Linked DNA regions of Homo sapiens: region 1 is linked to region 2. Evidence: chromatin contacts called from ENCODE Hi-C or POLR2A ChIA-PET data. All regions are on one chromosome and are shown on one strand. Each heading gives the region's core, a stretch centred on a gene start or an enhancer-like site at or near the end of the contact. The rest is flanking DNA. Distances are from core to core; before and after follow the strand shown. Region 1 overlaps TCF7L1 (transcription factor 7 like 1). Region 2 holds the start of SH2D6 (SH2 domain containing 6).

Region 1 (6,117 bases), core at 1,968-4,467, 110 kb after region 2:
ATGCCCTATACAGCTATGCCATCTTTTATCTTGTTTTTTGTTTTTTTTTTCCCCAAGACAGAATTTTGATCTTGTTGCCCAGGCTGGAGTGCAACGGTGCGATCTCGGCTCACCGCAACCTCTGCCTCCTGGGTTCAAGCAATTCTCCTGCCTCAGCCACCTGAGTAGCTGGGATTACAGGCGCCCACCACCACGCCCAGTTACTTTTTGTATTTTTAGTAGAGACGGGGTTTCATCATGTTGGCCAGGCTGGTCGCTAACTCCTGACCTCAGGTGATCCACCCTGCTCGGCCTCCCAAAGTGCTGGGATTACAGGCTTGAGCCACTGCACCCGGCCCATCTTTTATCTTTTACACCAGATTTTACTGCACCTTTTCTATGTTTTGTTTCTGTTTTTTTTGAGAAAGAGTCTCACTCTGTCGCCCAGGGTGGAGTGCAGTGGTGCGCTTTCGGCTTACTGCAAACTCTGCCTCCCGGGTTCAAGTGATTCTTGTGCCTCAGCCTCCTAAGTAGCTGGGATTACAGGCATGTGCCACACACCTGGCTAATTTTTGTATTTTTAGTAGAGATGGGGTTTCAACATGTTGGCCAGGTTGGTCTCGAACTCCTGACCTCAAGTGATCCACCTGCCTGACCTCAAGTGATCCACCTGCCTCGGCCTCCCAAAGTGCTGGGATTACAGGCGTGAGCCACCACGCCCAGCCACCTTTTCTATGTTTAGATACATAAACACTCACCACTGTGTCACAGTCACCTACAGTATTCAGTACAGTAGCATATGCTGTACAGGCTTGTAGCCTAGGAGCAATAGGCTATACCATATAGCCTAGGTGTGTACACCATCTAGGTTTTTCTAACTACACTCTATGATGTTCACACAATAAAATTGCCCAACGACGCATTTGTGAGAACGTTGTCTCAGTTGCTAAGCGATGCATGACTGTATATGAAATGTCTAGAATAGACAAGTTTGGAGACAGAAAGTAGATTAGTGGTTGCCTAGGGCTGGGGGAGATGGGCAAAATGTGGAGTGATTTTCAAAGGATATGGGGCTTCCTTTGGGACTGACAAAAACTTTCTAAAATTGACTGGTGATAGGTGCACAACTCTGAACATACAGCCAATGAATTGTCTACTTTTTTTTCTTTTCTGAGATGAAGTTTTGCTCTGTTGCCCAGGCTGGAGTGCAATGGCGCTGTCTCGGCTCACTGCAACCTCCACCTCCCGGGTTTAAGCGATTCTCCTGTCTCAGCCTCCCAAGTAGCTGGGATTACAGGTGCGCACCATCATGCCTGGCTAATTTTTGTATTTTTAGTAGAGACGGGGTTTCGCCATGTTGGCCAGGCTGGTCTCGAACTCCTGACCTCAGGTGATCCACCCGCCTCGGCCTCCCAAAGTGCTAGGATTACAGGTGTGAGCCATCGCACCCAGCCTGAATTGTATACCTTTTTTGTTTGAGGCAGAGTCTTACTCTGTTGAGAAGGCTGGAATGCAGTGGCACAATCATAACTCACTGCAGTCTTGAGCTCCTGAGCTCAAGCAATCCTCCTGCCTCAGCCTCCTGAGAAGCTGGGACTACAGGCTTGTGTGCCACCATCCCCAGCTAGTTGCTTTTTTTTTTTTTTTTAAAGAGATCAGGTCTTGCTATGTTGCCCAGGCTAGTCCTGAACTCCTGGCCTCAAGTCATCTTCCTGCCTCAGCCTCTCAAAGCATTGGGATTATAGGCAAGAGCGGCTCTGCCCAGCTGAACTGTATACTTTAAATGGGTGAAGTGTAACTTTAAATGGCTGAAGTATATCTCCATAAAGCTGTTACAAAAAATTAATTGTGGTGCTAGATACTATGGAAAGTATCCAAAAGATGCTTCCTCACATCTTGGCAATTACGAGTCAAATGGGTGATAGAAGCATAAGCTGAATGTCATTCCAGGCGGCAAATTCATTTAAATCAGCTGTGAAAATGATTACCCCCTTTGCAGCTCAGTCATGGACACTGACTGGCCCATGCACATTTGAGACAGGAAGCTGGGTTCAGGTTTTCTAAGGGTGTCAGGCATGCCTAACATTCCCCTGTGGCAAGTGGCAATCTTCCTTTGCATATCTGCGAAAGTCTAACACAGGGTTTGGGAGTGAAACAAACAGGTGGTTTGATTCAACAAAAGCACTAAAGAAACACTCAGAAAAGGTCTTGCAACTGCAATTTTATTTTCTTTTGTGAAAATAAACAACTGGGAGTTTAAATTGCTCCAAAAACCATAAAAACAAAAAGAAATACACACAGAAGAAGCATGTGAGGTGATGGGGAAGGGAACAGGGTCTCTAGAACTTTGGCAGATTGTGCTGGCACGGACCCAGGTGACAGGAGCCAGACCATGGGGCCGGTCCCGCCTGCCACTCTGGGATTGTGAAGGGATGATCGCCACTGGCAAGGACGGGGAGGAACACAGACTTCTTCGCTGAGGAAGTGGCAGGCACCTTGAGTCCCTTTAAATGCGGGGGTTGGGAGGAAACCATTTCAGAGGACCGCTTTCTCCACTGAAAGCTGGGGCTGGCGAGTTCGGGCCCACTGAGGGAGGGGACGCTGGTGGCAGCAAATCAGGCCAAGATGTCTTCTCACATGGTGATGGCCTCACACTGGGCAGAGGACAGAGGACGAAGAAGAACCCACGGTATTGAGCAGACGATGAAAACTTGGGCTGGGTAACAGGAAATGTCACAATGGCAGAGCTGCAGATGGAGTCGGGGAAGCTGGGGCAGGCGGCAGGGGCGAGAAGAGACAGGAGACAGAAAGTGCAAGAGAGGTAAGAGAGAGAAGTGCCCTCTGCCCAGGTCCATCCACCACAGCACCTACAGGACGAATAGCACGCTACTTTTCAGTTCTCTTTCTTATAAAGATTTTTTTTTGTTGTTTTGTTTTGTTTTTTAAAAAAGCCTTAAGATCAGCTACTGGTTACATCTACAAACTGTAAAGTGCTGTTGTTACCAGCCACTTTACAGAACAGTCCAGAGTGGTCAAATATTGACCAATAAAGTCTCCTTTTTCTTTTTCTTCTGAATCATTACTACTCAATGAGTCATGTGACAGCCTGCAGGGGTCGGGGGGAGCTTAGTGGGCAGACTTGGTGACCAGGGAAAGAGGCTGGGCCTGTAGCACCGGGAGGGCCTGGTGGGCATGGAGCGTGGCGGGGAAGGACGGGGGAGAGGCCAGCAGAGCTGTGGGCATGGACCCAAGGGGGAGGGGCCGGGACAGGAGGGGAGGCTGGCTGCCCATCTGCCCAGAGGAGGAGGCTGCAGCCTTAGCCGACAGGAAGGCGGCAGAGTGGAGAGCCAGCTGGGCCCGGGTTTCTGGTTTGGTGGTGAGGGAGAGGGGCTGGGCTTGCTCCGAATGGGTGGCAGCAGGGGCAGCTGGTGAGGCCAAAGCTGCAGAGGGAGTGGCCGGGGAGTCCAGCATGCTCCCGTGGGAGGAGGCAGGGCTGTCACAGGGCTTCTCGGGGGGCAGGTACTGAACACATGGCTTCTTGCTCTTGGAGGCCAGGGCACCTAGGGGGAAAATACAAGAAAGAGTGAGCAGCTATAGCTCTGTGAGAGGAGGAGGCTGAGGAACAGCCCTGGCGATACATGTGCTTTGGAGACACAGGGATGATTTTGGCGAGGACCTGACATTACTTCCAAGGCTTTCAAGACTAGGAAACTGCATTCACAAATACCCAGAGCACAGAGAAGAGGCAACGCCCAAACTGATGAAGATCCACCCAGCATCAGATCGGAGAGAAGACGGCTCAGTGTCTCACAGGACCACCCTCCTTTCCTAAAGCTGGTAACTTTTGGGATGAATCTCCAGTTTGCTTTGAAATCTTTGGTTTATGGTATTAATACAGTCAGAGAGAGTGCATGCCTGCTGAACAGCGTGCCAGACAGCGGGTTCTGTAGCAGGTACGGGTTCCACTCATGTGCGCTCCTATGTATAATGGAAGGAAGGAAGGAAGGGAGGAGGGGAGGCAAGGAAATAGGGAGGGAGGGAAGGAGAAAGGGAGGGCGGAAGGAGAAAGCGAGGGAAGAAGAAAGGGAGGGGGGGAAGGGAGGGAAGGAGGGGGAGAGGGAGGGAAAGAGAGGGAGGGAAAGAGAAAGGGAGGGAGAAAAGGAGGGAGGGAAGGGGAAAGGGAGGGAAGGAGAATGGGAGGGAAGGTGAAAGGGAGGGAGGAAGAAAGGGAGGGAGGGAGGAATGAAGAAGAGAGATTGAAAGCACTTTACATCGTGCAAGCAGCGATACACTTGTCCTGGAGTGAGCATGAGATGGGGGGCGTGACCTAAATATTAATAATAATCGTCACAGTGTGAGCATCTTTCTGTGCTAGGCATGATTCTGGTAATATAGAGATTTTATACATGGTTTTGACACAAAGTGCCTCCTAAACCCAAGCAAACTAATTTTTTCTGGTGTTCAACCAAAGAAACATCCAAGGAAACCCGGGCTCCCCTGGATCCACTGACAGGTGGGATGTCAGGGGCTCATGTGCTGCCTTCCTAAGGGTATTTCAAAGACAATTTCAACCTCATTCCATTAACCCTCAGGTAGGATGATTCACTTTTCAATGGAATTAGATTGTCTAGGCTTTGAAGTGACAAAGTCCTGGGATCAAATCCTACCACCACCACTGAAGCAGAGTGCCTGGGAAAATGCCTTCACATCTCAGAGCCTCTTAAGTGGCCACCTCGAGAAAGGGGTAATAATACCCGCCCGCGAATACCGAGGCAGAAGCCCTGACCCATCAGGGAGCTAGAGACAGCATGGGCAGGTGTGGCTGTGACAAAAGGAAAAGCAGGAGAAGAGGCCAGTGCCCCGAGACGCACCCTCTGCCTCCTGGACTTGCTGCTGTGACTGTGTCTGGGACAGCTGCTTTTCTCTCTTCCTCTTCTTTTTCTTACCCTGGAAAATACAGCCAAAGGAAGAGGTAAGCTGGGAGAGAAGAATGCTGGCTTCTCAGGGGCTCCCAGATCAGAGAGAAGACAGGACGTTGCCCTTTACTGCTCTCGATCCCTCAGGGAGAGTGTGGAGAGATAATTCAGATCACAGCCGTGGGAGCCCGTGAGGAGGCAGAGGGAGCCCTTCCTCCCCTACAAACGCGTTTCCCCTCCAGGTCGGGTGTCCAGGCCTTCTTGGAAGGCCTCCTCCCTCCACTGCCCTTCAGACTCTGTTTTTCTGTTTCTCTCCCTAGAACAGTGCTTCTAGATCTTTTCTGAGGGGTCCCAGGTCCCTTTGAAAGTTTGATGCAACTGTGGGTCCTCTTACCAGAAAAAAAGCAAAGAAGAACACGCATGCGAAAATTGGCTTGGTTTCCGGGAGCTTAGAGACACGCCCCCTGAGGCTCACACACTGGTCTTTGAGCCCTGGGTTAGGAGTGGCTGGAGACAACTCTTCCTACCACAGCTAACCCCGTGCCCTGTGTTATGAAATCGAGGGCAGAGTCCAGTTCAAAGGGAAATGCATCAACTGAAGTCCGTCCTCAGGACTTGTTGACCTCCTGAGAATTAAAACACCTTCCTTATTTCTAGAGAAGTATGGGCTTCTCCCTGATCTTAAGAGTCCTCTATAAATGCAGTCGCTGGCCGGGCGCGGTGGCTCACGCCTGTAATCCCAGCGCTTTGGGAGGCCGAGGTGGGCGGATCACGAGGTCAGGAGCTCGAGACCATCCTGGTTAACACAGTGAAACCCCGTCTCTACTAAAAATACAAAAAATTAGCCGGGTGTGGTGGCAGGTGCCTGTAGTCCCAGCTACTCGGGAGGCTGAGACAGGAGAATGGTGTGAACCGGGGAGGCGGAGCTTGCAGTGAGCCGAGATCGCGCCACTGCATGCACTCCAGCCTGGGTGACAGGGTGAGCCTCTGTCTCAAAAAATAAAAGAAAATAAAATAAATAAAAATAAATGCAGTTGCTTTCCTTCACCCTTCCTCCTCTTGCAGAGGCTGTTCCTGGGGTCTGAGCGTCCTCTGCCCAGAGTGTGCACTTACATAGTTGTCCCGGGCTGACCAGGTTGGGTAGAGCTGCGAGTGAAGCTGCCGCTCCTTCCGGGCCAGCTCGTAGTACTTGGCCTGTTCTTCTCGAGACAGGTTGTGCCAC
Region 2 (5,966 bases), core at 323-2,822:
TAGCCAGGCGTGGTAGTGTGCGCCTGTGATCCCATAATCCCAGCTACTGAGGCTGAGGCAGGCTGAGGCAGGAGAACCGCTTAAGCCCGGGAGGCAGAGGTTGCAGTGGACCGAGATTGCGCCACTGCACTCCAGCCTGGGAGACAGAGCGAGACTCTGTCTCAGGAAACAAACAAACAAACAAACAAACAAAACAGAACGGGCTCTTATTAAAGAGTCCAGGGACTGAGTCAATAGCTGTCTCCAAGTTTCTATGGTACCTATCTCTCCTCTCTAGGGGCAAAAGGGCTACTCAACAAAAGGCTGATTGTTTTAACAGAAACACTCAGAAAACCAAACCTTTGAGAACTTCCCAGGCAGAAATAGGCATGCTTAGAGACCACGCGACCAGTTAATATGAACCCCACATCTGCTATCAAGAGAATCTGGGCAATCTACTTTGAATATCCCTTTTGGAGCTGTTTCTAGGTGTTTAGAGATCAAATGAAATATTTCTAGGAAGTAGCTCGCCTCGAACTAACCACACAAGAATGAAATCTCACTGACTTACAAGGTCATGGCTAAACCTTCATTGACTAGGTATTTTCCTCCTTCCTTGATGATCCAGTATGTAGCAGTATATGCCCAGATCAGGAAGTGTAAAAGCTGAAAATGGAGTTGGAGACAGAAAGTCCAATGTGTTGCTGGCCACTGTGGTGTCACTGCTCCCGATACAGGTGTAACCTGAGTCTCCCGCTTGGGAGCCAGAAATCAGCTGAGAAGAGGCCTCTGGAAAGAGGCTGCCCTGGCCCAGAAGGGTGGATGAAGTAGGGCCTCAGCACAGCTCATCCTACCGAGCAGGCCGGACCCTGAGTTCCTGGCTTGCACTGAAGGGTCTGGGTAAGTCCCTTCTGTAGCGCCTCAGAAGCTCCTTGGGCAACCTGGGAAGTTAGGACAAGAGCTCTGACATTTGACCCTGAGGTGTGAGGAGAGTGCTTTGAGAGAGAGGATGCTGAATGCGAGCGCCCTGGTTATTACCTCCTGGCAGCCTCCTAACCTCACCTTGACTCTGCCATGTAAAATTGATGCCTGGGCGCAGGGCGCCGACGATGGTCAGATACCGCGGCCTGCACACCCTGGGACCTACATCCCTGACCTGGAGGACCCAGGCCTTCCCCGGGCTTCACCACGAGTCCTGCCGGCCACACAGGGACCCTAACAGACCTAGTCCAGTCTCAGGGTCTGGGCTGCTCCTCCTTCCAGGAATGGGAGTTTGCTCTAGGCGATGGAGGAAGGGTTCAGGAGGCCACTCTGCCTGCTTAGCAGGCTGTGGGCCCAACCCCCCACCCACCATCTTCATCTCCCACGGCCCCAACCTCGTAGGGAGGGCAGGGCGGGGCTCAGGTTCGCAGAGAAGGAGGGCTCGGACCAGCGACTCCAGGGCAGAGGGGCGCGTGCAGGGGTGGGGAGCTGGGTTTGCGAGGAGAGAAGGCCATCTCTTCCCCAGCAGGGTAGCCCCCACCTAGCTACCGGGATCCCACCCTGGCTGGCGCAATCTTTGCGTCCGGATCAGCACCCAAGGCCCCGCCCAACGGCCCGCTGCCTGCCGGGATTTGTAGTTTGTAGGGGAGGGGCCAAAAGGCGCGCGCGCGCGCGTGTGTGTGTGTGCGTGTGTGACTGTGTGTTTGTGAGACTGTGTGTGTAAGTGTGTCCGGGGGTCTGTTGTGGTGCTCCCGTCCCCGAGGGCCCTCCGGACCTGGGCTCAGCAAAGGCACCACAGGCCGCAGCTTCCGAGACCCCGCCCCGCGGCCCACTGCCTGCTGGGATTTGTAGTTCTTAGGGGTCTAGGGCCCAGGCTGGGGCCGGGTTGGGGCCTTACACGCGTCCTGGCGTGTGGCTCTCCTGCGTCCTCGTTTTTCTCGTGAGCCCTGGATCTGGACAGTGGGCCCGGCGCGAGGCCCTCAACTCCGGCTGGGCTCCCGGTGGCACTTTCTGCCGACCCTGAGATGTACCCGCCACGCCTGCGGGACTGACCTCTAGGTGGGCAAACCGAGGCACAAAGAGGGGCGCGCTCTGGCCGGAGTCGGCCCTCTTGTGAGAATTTGGGCTGGGAGACCCAGCCCAGGCCTGGCAGGCAAGGCTGGGTCAGGCGAGGGTCCTGGGCCCTTTCGGTGTAAGAGTGTGCAAAATAATGAACAGGCCTGCCCAGGACTGGCTCTGCACATTAGCGCTAGTTACCTTACAGGCTTGACTGATCAGATTTTTATTTGGCACCACTACAGAGGGGAGCCCAGGGAGGGAGGAAGTCTCTCGTGACCAAGAAAACCTATGGTCCACCCTGGCCTACAACTCTGCTTTAACGACAAAAATAAACCGAGTTTGGGAGGGGGTGAGGAGGAGGGGTGTTTTGTAAACTGTGAAGTCCAGGTTATGAGTGAGGTGTTATTATCATCAGGATCAGACCTCAAAGCACTGGAGGAAAGGTCTGGGCCTTCAAGAGCCTCACCTCAAAAGGGAGGGTATGGCCGGGCGCAGTGGCTCACGCCTGTAATCCTAGCATTTTGGGAGGCTGAGGCAAGCAGATCACCTGAGGTCAGGGGTTCAAGACCAGCCTGGCCAACATGTCGAAACCCCATCTCTACTAAAAATAGAAAAAATTACCCGGGCGTGGTGGCACGTGCCTGTAATCCCAGCTACTCGGGAGGCTGAGGCAGGAGAATTGCTTGAACTCAGGAGGCGGAGTTTGCAGTGAGCCGAGATGGTGCCACTGCACTCCAGCCTGGGCAACAGAGCCAGACTCTGTCTCAAAAAAAAAAAAAAAAAAAAAAAGAGCTGAGATAGCTGTTTGCATGTGAAAGGACTCACAACTGGCACTAGCATGCGGTGATAGTGGGGAGGGCATGGACTCCCACTACATGGCTCCCATCTATCCTCTGCCGCTTACTAAGTGGGACCTAGAACAAGTGATTTTGACCTACTTTATCTCTCTTTATCTCTGTTTCCTCATCTGTCAAAGGAGGATAATAAGAGGATCCATGTTAGAGAGTAAATGCAAGGATTAAATGAGAAAATCATATCAAGGATAGCACCTGGCATATAGTGGCAGCACACAATAGTGTTAGCTGTTATGGTGTTGAGTACCCAGTGTGACGCTGGCTGTACAGGGGTAAACTTGTCTTCTGGGGGACTAGTCCCCCCATCCCAGGCACCTGGTGCCCTCCCCAGGCCACTCATGCTGTACTGGACAGTCCCACTTTCCCAAGAAGTCACAAGGAATTCCAGCATGTCACTGTTCTGGTTGCCCCTGAGCACCTAGCAGTGATTTAAGAAAAGGCAAAACCAAAGTTTTGGTTTTGAGCTTTATTCGGAAAATATGGCCACCCAGACCCCTGGCCATTCCCCAGGGCCTGTGAGGTGATCCAGAAAAATTCATTTGCAAATCAAATTTAATGGCTAGAAGCATCCTGAATCAATGTCTTCAAATAAATATTTGGGGCCGGTGAGGTGGCTCACACCTGTAATCCCAACACTTTGGGAGGCCGAGGCAGGCAGATCACCTGAGGTCAGGAGTTCGAGACTAGCCTGGCCGAAATGATGAAACCCTGTCTCTACTAAAAATACAAAAAAATTAGCTGGCATAGTGGCGTGCGCCTGTAGTCCCAGATATTCGGGAGGCTGAGGCAGGAGAATCACTTGAACCGGCGGGGGGGAAGGTTGCAGTGAGCTGAGATTGTGCCATTGCACTCCAGCTTGGGCGACAAGAGTGAGACTCTGTCTCGAAAAAAGAAAAAAAAAGGAATATTTGGGGGAATTTTGATGTTAGAATTGAGCATTGCAAAAGATCCCTGTCAGTCCCCCGTGATGAGGAAATGCAACTGCTCAGCCTGAGCTGTGCCTCTCGGTTGGAGTTAGAGGAGCCAGAAGGGACCCTTCGAGTCTAGTGCTTTCATTCACAGATGGGAAACTGAGGCCCAGAGAGGGCCACATGGCAGGGTAGTTAGAAGACAGGTCGAGAACTTGCTAGGAAGAATCTTTTGCAATTTCAGAACTTCTCAGCACTGGAAATGAGTCCATACCCCGAGTTTATGGGCACAGAAGCAGAAAGCTGATTGTCCTGGACATCCCCAGACCTTGGCCAGAGTCCAAGCAGCTAAGCCCAGAAGCCAGTGTCCAGTGCTTCTCTCTCCTGGGTTTCTTCAGCCAGGTGTTCATCCTAGAAGTAGGAGTTTATTAATAATGGTGATGGTATCTTGCATTGTCCAGGCCTTCATTCTTTTTGCGGATCCTCCCGGCTGGGCACAGTGGCTCACTCCTGTAATCCCAGCACTTTGGGAGGCCGAGGAAGGAGGATCACTTGAGCTCAGGAGTTCAAGGCTGCAGGGAGCTATGATCATGCCACTGCACTCCAGAGCCTAGGTGACAGAGTGAGACCCTGTCTCTTAAAAAAAAAGAAAAAAGAAAAAAAGCAGCCTTTCATTGAATCCTCACAACCTTCCAAGGTAGGAGGACTGGGGCTTCTGTTCTCGTTTCACAGATGAGGAATCTGTGGCTAGGAAGTCTTAAGGGATTATCCCGAGGCAACAGAATCTGGGCAGTATTAGAATGTGGGGGTTTTGCTGTCTAATCTGTTAATGCATTCAGTAAAAATTTTTTTGAGTGCCTATTACCTGCTGGGCGCTATGCAGGGTGCTGGGATTGCAAGGATGACTTGACACGGTCCCTGGCTAGAGGTGCTAACATTATGGTGGAGGAAGCACATGGTGGGGAGGGAACTTTCTGGTGTGATAGAAGTGTTTTATATCTTGGTAGGGATGTGGGTTACATGGGTGTTGCATCTGTCAAAACTGATTTAAATGTACACATGATTTGTGCATTTCACTATAAATTTGACCTAAGCAAAACAAAACAAAAACTGAATGCTCTGGAAGGACTATGCCTGGGCACAACCTTGGAGAGGCCTAGTTGTCTGGAAGCAGGCCAGGTTGCCCATGGATCCAAATCCACTTTTGCTATCGGGTGTGCCTGAGAAGTGTTCCCATGGGCGTGTAGATGCAGGTGGCCCAGTGGCTTGATGTCCAGAATACCTGGGGAGCACTGCAGAGGGAGTTTCAGAGGAGGGATATTTAAGCTGAGTCTGCAGAGTGAGCAGAGTTGGTCAAAGGAAGGCAGATAGTAGGCAGCGGGAGGTGGTTTCCGAGGACTCCTTGCTGGAGTGTGCTTGTCTGAGGTCACCCAGATAGAAAGATTGTTTCCTTACCCCAGGCCCCACCCATGGACTTCAGAGAAACTCATTCTGGTTGGGATTTTCGAAGCTGCCTCCCACAAAAGGATCTTACCACTGTGTCACAAGGCCATGGCCTGATCCTCATGCTCTTTGTCAACTGACATCTCTCATGGGTTGGCTATGCCACATTCAGGAGCCAAGGCGGAAGTGTGGACCCATCGCTGTCCAACACATTTCCAGAAGGCCTGGCCTCCTGGTGCAGATGCTTGCTGGCCTGTTTTCCTCTGAATAAAGAAGAGAAGGGTCAGGTGTTGCAGGTCAGATCAGCCTGGGTTAGAATCCTGGTTCAGCAGTTGGGTGCGGTGGCTCATGCCTATAATGCCAGCACTTTGGGAGGCCAAAGCAGGAGGATCACTTGAGCCCAGGAGTTTGAGACCAACCTGGGCAATAGAGTGAGACACAGTCTCTCCAAAAAAAAAAAAAAGTTTAGCTGGGCGTGGTGGCATATGCCTGCAGTCCCAGCTACTCAGGAGGCTGAGGCTGGAGGATTGCTTGAGCCTGGGAGGTTGAGGCTGTAGTGAGCTGTGATCACAGCACCGCACTCCAGGTGCCGCGACAGAGTGAGACCCTGTCTCAAAAAAAAAAAAAAAAATCTTAGTTCTGCTACTGAACTAGCAATGTGACACTCTGGACAAGTTAGTTACCCTCTCTGAGCCTCCCAAAGACTTCATGTTTCCAGCAGGAATAATGATAGTAGATGTGA

What was found. Hi-C counts contacts between places; a loop is a spot of excess contacts on that map. ChIA-PET counts read pairs that join two places held with the same protein, here RNA polymerase II (POLR2A). Pooled maps may share reads with other maps.
Region 1: a loop to region 2 is called in a pooled map, with 2.2 times the contacts of the local background. The contact joins the enhancer-like site here to the promoter of SH2D6 in region 2. A Hi-C loop is called at or near these places in 2 of 50 pooled maps. POLR2A ChIA-PET finds 5 or more read pairs at or near these places in 9 of 52 experiments (B cell, Caco-2, H1 and 6 more).

What each region holds. Positions count from the first base shown.
Region 1 is chr2:85,306,451-85,312,567 of GRCh38, reverse strand. It overlaps TCF7L1 (transcription factor 7 like 1), which reads right to left. Exons shown (of 12, transcript NM_031283.3): 10 at 6,009-6,116; 11 at 4,851-4,926; 12 at 2,181-3,539. The coding sequence ends at 3,106. Among named protein-coding and RNA genes, the nearest start is that of TGOLN2, 18 kb to the left of the region's middle. RefSeq lists enhancers at 2,049-2,932, 5,855-6,117. Within about 2 kb of position 3,217, at least 23 of the 41 ENCODE cell types and tissues checked have a DNase peak (open chromatin) inside an H3K27ac peak, as active enhancers do; they include B cell, where a contact is called at or near this core.
Region 2 is chr2:85,414,320-85,420,285 of GRCh38, reverse strand. SH2D6 (SH2 domain containing 6) reads right to left here and starts at 1,572. Exons shown (of 24, transcript NM_001394463.1): 1 at 1,356-1,572; 2 at 1,042-1,257. LOC105374841 (a long non-coding RNA gene) reads right to left here. Exons shown (of 3, transcript XR_940316.3): 2 at 5,316-5,487; 3 at 3,325-4,192. It also overlaps a transcript of CAPG not described here. RefSeq lists enhancers at 1,952-2,111, 1,590-2,125, 2,122-2,231.